Linked DNA regions of Homo sapiens: all the other regions are linked to region 2. The links are chromatin contacts, found by Hi-C or POLR2A ChIA-PET in ENCODE. All regions are on one chromosome and are shown on one strand. Each heading gives the region's core, a stretch centred on a gene start or an enhancer-like site at or near the end of the contact. The rest is flanking DNA. Distances are from core to core; before and after follow the strand shown. Region 1 overlaps CTTN (cortactin). Region 2 holds the start of FADD (Fas associated via death domain). Region 3 overlaps CTTN (cortactin). Region 4 holds the start of CTTN (cortactin).

Region 1 (2,700 bases), core at 83-2,582, 220 kb after region 2:
TTGTGTTTCTGTTATTACACATAAATAGCACCTTTAAATACTGTCTGTATTATTCAGTGGTCCTACAGTGGACCTGAAAGATTTTTGTTTTTTTAATCAAAGGATAAAATACTTGCATGTTCACTGATTTCGTTGCTCCTTTTAAAGTAGTCCTTTTTTGTTTGTTTTTAGATTACTCCAAAGGTTTCGGCGGCAAATACGGTATCGACAAGGACAAAGTGGATAAGAGCGCCGTTGGCTTTGAGTATCAAGGCAAAACGGAGAAGCACGAGTCCCAGAAAGGTGTCTTCCGTTTTATCTTACCCTCCAGCCAGCAGCTAGTAATGTGACAGGTGGTAGCCACACCGGAAAAGGAAAAACAAAGCGTTATTGATAGCCCTTAACGTAGATGTCTCTTTTTCATGAAATGCCCAACTTGAAAACGGCACATCCAGAAACACAGCTGCTAAATAGGAACTCGCAGCTTGAGTGTTATGGCGCTCCAGCCCCAGCGGCGTTGCTTATCGTGGTGGCCACACCCCGCACGTCTGTGTTGCCCGTGTGAGCCTGTGCTGTCTCATGGTGCGGGTGGAAGCCGCATGCGTGGGAGCTTCCATGGGGTCCTGTCTGGCTTAGTCACGATGCTGAGGTCATAGACTAGGTTATTTCCTGCCACTCTCCAAGGAGGGCCTCTTCATGGATGTTATCTAAAGTATTACCAAAGATCCGGAAGGGAAGAGTAGATTGAGTGAATCATATGCGTTTAACTGTATTGAAAACATACTTTCCACCTGTGACCTGCACTACCTGTTAATGATGGGTTCTGGCCTTTCATTGTGCATGTAGACTATGTGAAAGGGTTTGGAGGAAAATTTGGTGTGCAGACAGACAGACAAGACAAATGTGCCCTTGGCTGGGATCACCAGGAGAAATTGCAGCTGCATGAATCCCAAAAAGGTACATTCACTCTGCCTGTATGCGAGATGGTTTTAGAAGTTTGTTTTTGTTCCTTGCGGGGTCAGTTGGTATGTGTTGTGTCTGCGTGTGCCTGCTGCACATTGTTTTGTCTTCACTGTTTGAAGTTGTCCTGTGTGCCCCCCCAATCCCCCAGTTCCCTCCAGCTAGTGTAGTCACAAACCCTCCCTGCTGACACGGGGTGGTACCCCAGAGAGCTGGGTTTACCTGGAAGTGGGTTGCACGGGCCAAGCCTGCAGCAGGGGGCTGGGTTTACCCAGGAGTGGGGACATGGGTCAAGCCTGCAGCGGGGGGCTGGGTTTACCCGGGAGTGGGGGCATGTGTCAGGCCTGCAGCGGGGGGCTGGGTTTACCCGGGAGTGGGGACATGGGCCAAGCCTGCAGTGCTCCTCATCCAGGCTTCTTGTCTATAAAGTGGGCCACGGTTTTTGGCAGGAGATACTTACTTTTGAACCGAAAGTGTTTTCTTGTTGGAATGGGTGCCCCTTCCCTGGAAAAAGGAGCCTGAGGGGGCTGAAAGCCTCTCAGTGTGACCCAGCCCTGAGAGAAGCAGGAGCGGGGCTAATGGGGCTGCAGCGCCCTCCGAATCTGCAGGGTCTCTCCTCCCGTGTACACAGATACGCACACTCGTCTGCAGTGTGCGTAGGACGCTAAGAATGAACTGCACAGCCGGGAGTGCCTTTACTGAATTATTTGAAGTACAGTTCTTAGGCTGTTCCAGATCTTCGCTGAATGTTCAGATTTTAAGTTCATTCTTTAACGTTGACCTCTGGAGCCACCTTCTGGCGCTGAGCCTGGGAGTAGGATCTCAAAGGCCCTAAGCTCAGGAGAGCCCTTGCTTTCTGGAAACTGTGTTTGATTTTTGCGCATGCTCATGCAATTCTAACCCAACTGTGTTTCCTCTTTTGGTTGTTTTCCCCACCGTTGCTTGTGGATTTTCAGATTATAAGACTGGTTTTGGAGGCAAATTCGGTGTTCAGTCGGAGAGGCAGGACTCCGCTGCTGTGGGGTTTGATTACAAGGAGAAGCTGGCCAAGCACGAGTCCCAGCAAGGCACAGTTGCCACCAGCCTCCTACCCTCCCCCCGACCCTCCTGTGCGGCCACTTCTAGCACAGACTTCAGGGCTCACCGTCAGCACCTGCAACACAGTCCTCCTGTGTCACCACTTGTCAGCTGTCAGGCTGTTCGGCACTTTAAACCCATTTCTAGTAGAGCGACACTGATTTTGAGTGGTTCACTTTCTTCCCTGTGAACTTGTGATCTGTGTATGGCAGGATGCGCCAGTTAGTGTGTGGGTGCCATCTTTCTAACCCGGTGACCCATCCAGTCTCTGGACTGGGGCATCTCCGGTCTCCAGCAGCATTCTGCCCGAGGCTGTTCTGCTGTTATTGGTGACTGCCGTGAGCCACTGAGTCAGGCCTTCCAGATGAGGAGAGAGGTGTTGGTTCAACCAAACCACTGGCCATTTGACCAGGGGCTTCGTAGCAGCAAGGGCCAGGAGACAGGCGTGTTCTGTGTGGTTTCTGTGTTTCATTTGTGGTGGTGTTTTTGGCCGGGGTTGGGAGGTTTTTTGTTTGTTCTGTTTGATGACACCATATGTGTGTAACATCTCCACACAGAGCCACACAGTATGTACGTGAAGCCAGCTCTGCATCCTTCCTTAGAGCAGTTATGTTGTTACCTTCAAAATTTGGACTTGGTTATTAGAACCTGAACACATAATTGGAAAAACAGTAATTCCCTAAC
Region 2 (2,700 bases), core at 165-2,664:
TTGTTTGAACCCGGGAGGTAAAGGTTGCAGTGAGCCCAGATCGCACCACTGCACTCCAGCCTGGCCATAGAGCGAGACTCTGTCTCAAAACAGCAAAAAAAAAAAAAAAAAGAAAGAAAGAAAAAAAAAGTAGATTCGTGGTTGGTGGGGGAGGGGAGGAGTACATGCTAATGGGTTTCTTCTTGGGGTGATGAAAATGTCCTAAAGTTAGACAGCAGTAAGGGTTGCACAACCTTGTGACTACACTAAAAACCACTGAAGTATAACTTTAAAAGGGTGAATTGAATGGTATGTGAATTATATCTCAAGAAAACAAACTCAGCTGGCATCAGCCCCTGCCCCACCCTGTGGTAAAGCTGGGTCCTTGTTGGCTGGTGAGGGCTCTCCTAATCTGCACCCCCTCCTCACCTCCAGACCCACGGCATTGCTGCTCCTGGAACCCCAGCCGTCCCCTGTGCTCTGCTCTTCTGTTCTCCGTGTGCCCAGCTCTTCCCCCCACACCTAGGTACCCGGCCCCTCCCAGCCTTCACCTGCGCCTTTACAGAGGCCCCATCAGACCACCGGGCCCCCCACCCTCCACACGCCCACCCCGTGAAGAGACTCCCTTTCCCCTGGCTCTTCTGAATTTCTGGCATACTATACGATTTCCTTATTTTTCCTTATTTTTATTTTTTAATAGAGACGGGGTCTCACTATGTTACCCAGGCTGGTCTCGAACCCCTTGTCTCAATCAATCCTGCCTCAGCCTCCCAAAGTGCGGGCATTGCAGGCTGAGCCACCACGGCCGCCACGACCTTCTCTTCTGGAGCGTGTCGCTTTTGTAATTATGATGTAAACTCCGGGCACGCGGGGACCCTCGCGCTTCGCTCACTAATTTGTCCCCAGACCCTACTACCTGGCACAGTAGGCGCTCAATACTGTTGATTGAATAAACGACTGCTACTTTGGAAATCATGTATTATTTAAATCACATGTTTAAACGCACATAAACTTCTGAGTAGTGTTTTCTGCACACACAAGATGTCTCCAGGGGCACCAAAGAATGCATTTTCCACGTTTGTCCCTAAACGTTAATGCATAAGTAACCTTGGTCACCAACAGATGTGAGGGCACGTGACGTTCGGGCTGCGCCCTCCCCGCCCCGGCCCTGCACACAGTAGGGCCGCACCGCGCTTTGCAAACAGGTGGACTCGGCAGAGGCGCGACCGCCCTCACCGCAGAGAGCTGGGCCACCTGCAGGCTCTCAGGACACCCAAGGCCCCACCTCCCACCCGGAAAAGAGACGATACGCCGGGCGCAGGCGCAGAAGCCGCGCCCGTCCGCGGCGCCGCCAGCCAGGGCGGAAACGGCTGCGGCTTCGCTAGGGACGCATGCGCGGGTCCCTTAGTTTTCGCGAGATAACGGTCGAAAACGCGCTCTTGTCGATTTCCTGTAGTGAATCAGGCACCGGAGTGCAGGTTCGGGGGTGGAATCCTTGGGCCGCTGGGCAAGCGGCGAGACCTGGCCAGGGCCAGCGAGCCGAGGACAGAGGGCGCACGGAGGGCCGGGCCGCAGCCCCGGCCGCTTGCAGACCCCGCCATGGACCCGTTCCTGGTGCTGCTGCACTCGGTGTCGTCCAGCCTGTCGAGCAGCGAGCTGACCGAGCTCAAGTTCCTATGCCTCGGGCGCGTGGGCAAGCGCAAGCTGGAGCGCGTGCAGAGCGGCCTAGACCTCTTCTCCATGCTGCTGGAGCAGAACGACCTGGAGCCCGGGCACACCGAGCTCCTGCGCGAGCTGCTCGCCTCCCTGCGGCGCCACGACCTGCTGCGGCGCGTCGACGACTTCGAGGCGGGGGCGGCGGCCGGGGCCGCGCCTGGGGAAGAAGGTGGGCGCGGGGCCGGGCCGGGGGAGCCAGGGCCTGGTCGCCCGGCTGTAGGTGCTGCGAGGCTCCTCCGGTTGGCCTCCAGGCGCCTCCCCTTTGCCGGGTTTGATTTGCGTGGGTTTTCTCCGTACAGCCCTGGTTTTGCAGATGGGAGAGCCAGAAACGCAGAAAAGTTAACTTATTCGAGGTTGCAGGGCGTGGACACGCACAGTCCTTTTTCCTCCACCCACTTCTGCCCGGGTAAATTAGAAAACTCACTGAAGAAAAGATGAGTCAGAGAAGGTGTGGGGGAGGGGCAGAGGTTGGGTGAGCCTGCCTCGCATCATTTCCTTTCTGTCTCGGAATATGCTTTTCACGGCTGTCTGAGAGTAATACTAGCATTCAGTAACTCCTACCCAGGGGCTTACAGTGTGCCGCTTACCCTTGTAACTGCCAAATACAATTTTCGCAGTAGCCCTGTGGCTTAGATACTGTTAGCTATCACTGTTCCCATTTTACAGAGGACAGGACTGTGGCTCACAGGTTAAGTGGCTTTGTCGAAATGCGCAGCCGATAACTGACGGAGCTAGGCTTGAGCCAAGCAGTCCGGCCTCCGGATGGGTAGTGTTAGCCACTACACTGCCTCTCTGGTCAAGTTCATTGTGGAGTGGCTTCCTGTCCTGCTCTCGGTCACTCCCTCTCCACCCTCGCCTGTGGATTGCAGCAGCTTCCAGGATAAAAAAGAAACCCTGAGTACAGCAGAGTTTCTCAGCCCTACCCCCCTTGTTCTCAGAGTCGGGAGAGGCTTGGGAGTGCTCTGGGGACGCCTCTCAGAGGCTTCAAGCTGTAGCTTGGAATCA
Region 3 (2,769 bases), core at 163-2,662, 230 kb after region 2:
CTGATGGAAGTTAACCCGGAGCTAAGTCACCCAGAGCACAGGAGCTGCCATGTCAGATGGGAAATCTGCCTATGTCATACCGTGACAGCCCGCAGGATCAGGTGACTTCTAGCAGAGACCCTGGTTTTTTTCCTGTGCCCACTCCGGCTTGTCCTCATCTCTACCCATCCCCTGATGCCCAGGTCACCGGGAGGGCTGCTGGGAGCCTCTCCTGTCCCCGCCGGGCAGTGTCACTGAGTCCTTGAAATCCTCCCCTGCCCCGCGGGTCTCTGGATTGGGACGCACAGTGCAGTTGAGGTCTGCGTCGGGCTTGGCTTTTCACAAAGGCTGATGTCTTAACTGTCACCCATATGGTCCCTGGGCCACCGGGCAGCCTGGGGCGGTGTGTGTGCCATGTCACAGCATGGCCTCTCGGCCTTGGGAAGGAAGGCAGTGCCTGCTCTGCTGTGAGCCGCCAGGAACCCTCCTCCTGTCAATGGGGGTGTAGTATTTTTGCCAAAATATCATGTTCAATTTCAGTAGTTTGATCAGTTGAAGGCTAGAAGTGTGAAGTGCAGATGAGTGTGTGTTCTTCCCCAAGGTCCCCCCACAGCTCCAGGACACCGCTGTCCTGGCATTTGTGGCCACTCACTTTGTAGGAAACTCATCTCCTTCCTGAGGAGCCGGGAGGCTGGACCAGTCCCGTCGTGCAGTCAGGTGGGCGGTGTGTCTTTCCAGAAGGTCACGTGGAAATGTCTCGGGACTTGGGTCCCGGAGTGCCCGTGAAGCGTGTTTTTGCTCCTGAGGTGCATTTTCTCATCATCCTTGCTTTACCACAATGAGCAATGAGGTCGGGTTTTATATGCAACTTATTGTATCTGAATTCCTGTAGCACACCTCATAGGTATGATTTTTTTAAATTAAAGAATTCAGAATAAACATTTTTTGATCCACTTGCGTGATTTGCTTTGGTCTGTGGTCACTCCGTTCTGCAGTGGAAGCTGCGTCGACACTCTCGGTGTCCTGCGCCCCGGACCTGGGCTGGCGGAGGCTCTCCTGCCGTCCAGTGCGTCTCACGCGTTCTGTTCTGGCTTTAGACCGAACCGTACGTTCCCTTTTCAGTGTTCATTCAAAGGTGCTGCTTATGAACTGAAATGTGTTTACTCTGGCAGATGATTCAGTTTTTTGCACAAAGGTTCCAAGCAAAATAAAACACTCTGTGCTTAAAAGTCATTTCTGAATTACAGTTCTCAAATCCTGAGGGGGATTTTGCTCCCAGTCTCGTTTTGCTCAGGGGCACCAGAAGTTAAAGGCTAAGGGGAACAGTGGCACTGAGGGAGCAGGTGTGCCCTCGGGAGCCGGGGGTGCTGGGGAGCTGGGTTCCGGCTCACACTTCTGCCCATCAGGTGCTCCCAGGGAGCTTTCGGCTACACGACATGCCTGCTACCCCTTCCAACCTGGGTGGTGACGGAGCACTGCCTCCTCCCTTGGGCTGTCCCACACCTGCCTCTGGCTTAGGAAACAGTGCCTCTGCCAGCTCTGCCCACAGGAGCCTAACGTGAGAGTGCCCCCGCCCTCCTGCCACAACCGGGCTGCTGTGGGTTCTGCATCACAGGGTTGCAGCCCTAACGGCGAGCCCCGTCCCACACAGGGCCTGTCTGCTGGGTGAGATTGCAGCCACCTGCAGGGAGCTGAGTCCTGAAGAAATGAGGCATGAAGGCTTGTGAACCAGGGGAAAGTCCCAGCCAGGGTGGGCAGACGGGGTCAGGGGGCTGGAGGACAGGGTGTGACGAAGGGAGGGGGCCATGCAGAAAGGGCCCCCGCTGGCCCACTGTCTGCCCAGTCGGTGTGTGCCTGTGCCGCCTGCGGATGAGCATGGCAGGGGCTCAACAGGAGCGGGACACATCTTGAGTGGGTCTGTGTTTCTGTTCTATTGGTGGCCAAGCGTGGCCTGGCAGCTTGAGTGCCTGGAGCCAACCACCTGAATCTTAGCCGCTTTCTTTTTAGATGTGGTTGGGGTTTTTTGTTTCTGTTTCTTGAGAAAGGGTCTTGCTCTTTCGCCCAGGCTGGAGTACAGTGGCGTGATCTCCGCTCCTGCAACCTGTGCACCCAGGGCTCAAGCAATCCTCCCACCTCAGCCTCCCAAGTAGCTGGGACTACAGGTGCATGCCACCACACCTGGCTACTTTTTGTATTTTTAGTAGGGACGTGGTTTCACCATGTTGCCCAGGCTGGTCTAGAACTTCTGACCTCAAGTGATCTACCTGCCTCGGCCCCCCGAAGTGCTGGGATTACAGGGATGAGCCACCGTGCCCAGCGTAGATGTGGTCGTTTTAATGTCAGCTCACCGTGCCTTCTGTCTCAAAGTTGGATTCACTCCCCAAGTCCCCTCTGGCCTGAAGAACAGCCTAGGGGCATGCTTGCCTGGGAGCAGCTTGCTCTCAGCCTGCTGGAGGAGGGAGGGCAGGACATGGACGTGCTTTTCTCTCTTGGTGCCCAGACATGGAAAACGATTTTGTGGCACATAGGGAGCCGTCGGCACACAGGCACCTCCAAGAGCCACTGGAGCCACTGCTGGCCACTCTGGGCGCTCAGATGTGGGCACAGCATGGAGAGTGCTTTGTCGGGGTGAAAATGCTTACTTTGCTCCTGGAAGATATGCTGGCGAATGCTTCTTCAACCCAAGATGTTCAGAGTGGCTGACATGGTATTAACTGTGCACATACTGTGTGCTGGGCCTTGGAGGGGAGATGTTGAGTAAGAGAGATGGCTCAGCACTGGGGAAGCTGA
Region 4 (2,867 bases), core at 310-2,809, 200 kb after region 2:
ATAGCTGGGACCACAGGTAAACGTCACCATGCCTGGCTAATTTTTTTCTTAAAAAAAATTTTTTTTTTTTGGTAGAGACAGGGTCTTGCCATGCTGCCCAGGCTGGTCTCAAATTCCTGACCTCCAGCAATCCTCCTGCCTTGGCCTCCCAAAGTGTTGGGATTACAGGCGCGAGGCACTGCATCTGGCCAAATTCTTTAAACAATTTGTAACAACTTATGATGTATTCATTATCGAGTTAAATAAAATATTTGACGTGTTCATTTTATATGTGTATGAAGGTCATGATTTTACCTTTAAAAAAATGGTCAACACCTGACATTTCCTTCCGCCACCCGCACTTCCAATTCATCCTCACATCTGACAGTTTAGCTTTCTAAATGCCTCTTGCATCTATCCACTTCTCCCCATCTTACCTGCCACCAGCGGTCTGCCCGAATTGGCTACATTAGGCTCTACCTGGCCCTTCTCCCATCCATCTTCCACACAGCAGCCAGAGTGATCTCATTACAATTCAAACTTCATTATGTCTTATTTATTTATTTAGCGATGGCGGGCGGGGGCGAGGGTCTCACTATGCTGACCAGGCTGGTCTCGAACTCCTGGCCTTAGGCGATCCTCCCATGTCAGCCTCCCAAAGTGTTATGATTACAGGCGTGGGCCACTGCGCCTGGCCCAAACTTCATGATGTCTCTTATCAGCTTAACTTCCTCCGAGGACTTCCCGTGTCTCCCAGAATAAAGACCGAGGTCTTCGCTGTGCTCTATCGGCCTCTGCATGACCTGGCCCCTCTCACACCACAGCTCCGCTGCACCACTAGCCCTCTACCATGCTGAGCTGAGCCTCCTCCAGTTCCCCTGCTGCAAGACCGTTCCTGCCTTGGGACCTCTGTTGGCCCTGCTGTTGGAACCTGCTGTTGGCCTGCCTGGAAAATTCTTCCCTCCTTACCTTGTTTACTCTTATAGGGCCTTCACATCTTGGCTAACATGTGAATCGCCCAAAGAAACCTCTGGTCTCCCAGGGGTTCAGGTCCTACCGTCTCCCCAATACGATGTTATGAAACTCTCACTTCTTGGCATTTATCTCATTTCCCAGGTGAGTACCCATGTGGTTTAACGCTTGACTCACCTTCTAGGCTGCTATGTCCCTGTGGCCGGGGCTCGCGTCCCTGGCACGCATGTGGCCCTTTCTTGGAGGGGAGGTGCATGGTGAGCGGACGAGGACGGCTGAGGGCGCGCGCGGAGGGAGGATGGAGAGATGAAGAGGCTCCCCGCTCCCGGACTCAGGGCACGTGCGTCTCCTCGGCTGGCTTCCTTCCCCCGGCCCCGGGCAGCGCCGCGGATCCTGAGACCCCGCCGCGGGCTGTGTGCTGCTCAGCGCCCATCCTCTGCGCGCGCAACGCTACTTCCGGGCGAGCTCTGCAGACTCGCCACAGGCCGGGCTAGCGCTTAGCCAGCTGCGGGCGGACCCCCGGGACTCTTGCGGGCCAAGACGCGGGAGGAGGCGGGGCAGGGGGCGGGGTCGCGCGGGGACCCGGATGCGGCCCCGCCCCCGCCCTCGGAACCGGAAGTAGAGCCTGGTGCCTGGGAGCGGCTGGCGCGGCGGAATCCAGGGCCGACCCGGGCCGGACCGACCCCAGGCGGCGGTGAGCGAGCGCGGCGTCCGCCCGGGGTGCAGGCCGGGCTCTGCTTCTTCCCTCCTGTGGCGTCGCCTGGCCGCGAAAGGGGAAGGAAGCGGCGGCCGCAGCGGTCTCACCGCTCTTCCGCTTGCGGTTTCGGGGGCCGGGGCAGAGTGGCGAGGCTTTCCCGGCCTGGGGCGGGGCAGGGCGAGGGCCGGGGGTCCGCGAGGGCCACGAGGACGGGTCTGGGCCCAAGGAGGCCGGGCAGGGGGCAAGGGGGCACGGAGGGCTTGGGGCTGGGGTCCGCGGAGGAAGGTTAGAAAGGGGCCAAATTGGGGTATCAGCTCTGAGGGGAGGGTCCCTGGGCGCCGGGGGGCTCCAGGGCAGGAGAGGGGCCAGGCTGGGAGGGGTCTTGGGTCCGAGGGAATAGGAGAGGGGGATGGGCTCCGAGGGGGAGGGTATTAGGGCCCGAGGGAGAGGGGCTGGGCCTGTGGGGTTCGGGGGTCTGAGCGGAGGGGGCCGGGGTTCGAGGGGCCAAGGAAGGTGGGTGTGGGGGGTCTCAAGGAAAGGGCGAGGGGTCTGAGAGGGAGGTGTCTGGGTGCAGAGGGAAAGGGATGAGGTCCGAGGGGAGGAGATTGGGGTCTGACGGGAAGGGGTCCAGGCGCAGAGCTACTGGGATGGGGTCCGAGGGAAGGGAATTGGGGTTCGAGGGGAAGGGGTCGGGGCTCGGAGGAAAGGTATAGGGTCCGAGGGGAGGGGATTGGGGCTCCAGGGGAAGGGATCCAGGCGCAGGGAAAAGGGATGGGGTCCGCGGGGTCAAGGCGGTTGGGGTGCGCGACTTTGAGGGGCTCGCTGTGGGACGTGGCGGAGCAGCTGGGGATCCGCCCGGCCTGCACCTGAGCGGAGGTTTTGCAATCAGGTCAGTGGAGGCAGCGAGGCGCGGCTGCAGCTAGTCGTGAGGCTCTAAATTTGGAACCGTCCCTCCTTCGGGGTGTGTTTAAAATCACCAGAACGGTGCTTTGGGGCTTTCTGTTACGTTTCCATCACCTGGATAGTCTAAGGGATGCCTGATCCCTGAAGCTGGAAGGCCTTGGGTGAGAAGGGACAGGGCTTCCTCCCGCTGGAATCTGTGGACGTTTGGGGCCCCTTGGGGAGGAATTCATTTTCTGCTGAAGGAAGCTCCGGAGGCATCCGGTGAGCGCTCCCTGGAATCCCATGCGCTCCCTTTGGGCTCAGTGTTGACTTGGCT

What was found. Hi-C counts contacts between places; a loop is a spot of excess contacts on that map. ChIA-PET counts read pairs that join two places held with the same protein, here RNA polymerase II (POLR2A). Pooled maps may share reads with other maps.
Region 1: a map of IMR-90 shows a loop between it and region 2 (8-fold over the local background). The contact joins the enhancer-like site here to the promoter of FADD in region 2. A Hi-C loop is called at or near these places in 5 of 168 maps with a recorded cell type or tissue (CD14-positive monocyte, IMR-90, chondrocyte and 2 more), 2 of 37 single-sample maps with no recorded cell type and 5 of 50 pooled maps. POLR2A ChIA-PET finds 5 or more read pairs at or near these places in 1 of 52 experiments (IMR-90).
Region 3: a pooled map shows a loop between it and region 2 (5-fold over the local background). The contact joins the enhancer-like site here to the promoter of FADD in region 2. A Hi-C loop is called at or near these places in 2 of 168 maps with a recorded cell type or tissue (CD14-positive monocyte and K562), 1 of 37 single-sample maps with no recorded cell type and 5 of 50 pooled maps.
Region 4: a map of endothelial cell of umbilical vein shows a loop between it and region 2 (10-fold over the local background). The contact joins the promoter of CTTN here to the promoter of FADD in region 2. A Hi-C loop is called at or near these places in 13 of 168 maps with a recorded cell type or tissue (IMR-90, K562, PC-9 and 10 more), 23 of 37 single-sample maps with no recorded cell type and 28 of 50 pooled maps. POLR2A ChIA-PET finds 5 or more read pairs at or near these places in 9 of 52 experiments (Caco-2, H1, HEK293 and 6 more).

What each region holds. Positions count from the first base shown.
Region 1 is chr11:70,419,575-70,422,274 of GRCh38, forward strand. It overlaps CTTN (cortactin), which reads left to right. Exons shown (of 18, transcript NM_005231.4): 9 at 172-282; 10 at 826-936; 11 at 1,896-2,006. Among named protein-coding and RNA genes, the nearest start is that of CTTN, 22 kb to the left of the region's middle. RefSeq lists an enhancer at 1-1,170. Within about 2 kb of position 1,333, at least 2 of the 41 ENCODE cell types and tissues checked have a DNase peak (open chromatin) inside an H3K27ac peak, as active enhancers do.
Region 2 is chr11:70,201,882-70,204,581 of GRCh38, forward strand. It overlaps FADD (Fas associated via death domain), which reads left to right and starts at 1,415. Exons shown (of 2, transcript NM_003824.4): 1 at 1,415-1,864. The coding sequence starts at 1,579. RefSeq lists silencers at 1,825-1,904, 1,954-2,145.
Region 3 is chr11:70,435,644-70,438,412 of GRCh38, forward strand. It overlaps CTTN (cortactin), which reads left to right. Exons shown (of 18, transcript NM_005231.4): 18 at 1-932. Among named protein-coding and RNA genes, the nearest start is that of CTTN, 38 kb to the left of the region's middle. Within about 2 kb of position 1,413, at least 2 of the 41 ENCODE cell types and tissues checked have a DNase peak (open chromatin) inside an H3K27ac peak, as active enhancers do.
Region 4 is chr11:70,396,970-70,399,836 of GRCh38, forward strand. It overlaps CTTN (cortactin), which reads left to right and starts at 1,560. Exons shown (of 18, transcript NM_005231.4): 1 at 1,560-1,645. It overlaps CTTN-DT (CTTN divergent transcript), which reads right to left and starts at 1,493. Exons shown (of 3, transcript NR_186321.1): 1 at 1,129-1,493. RefSeq lists silencers at 1-78, 1,176-1,225, 1,326-1,835, 2,417-2,486 and an enhancer at 856-925.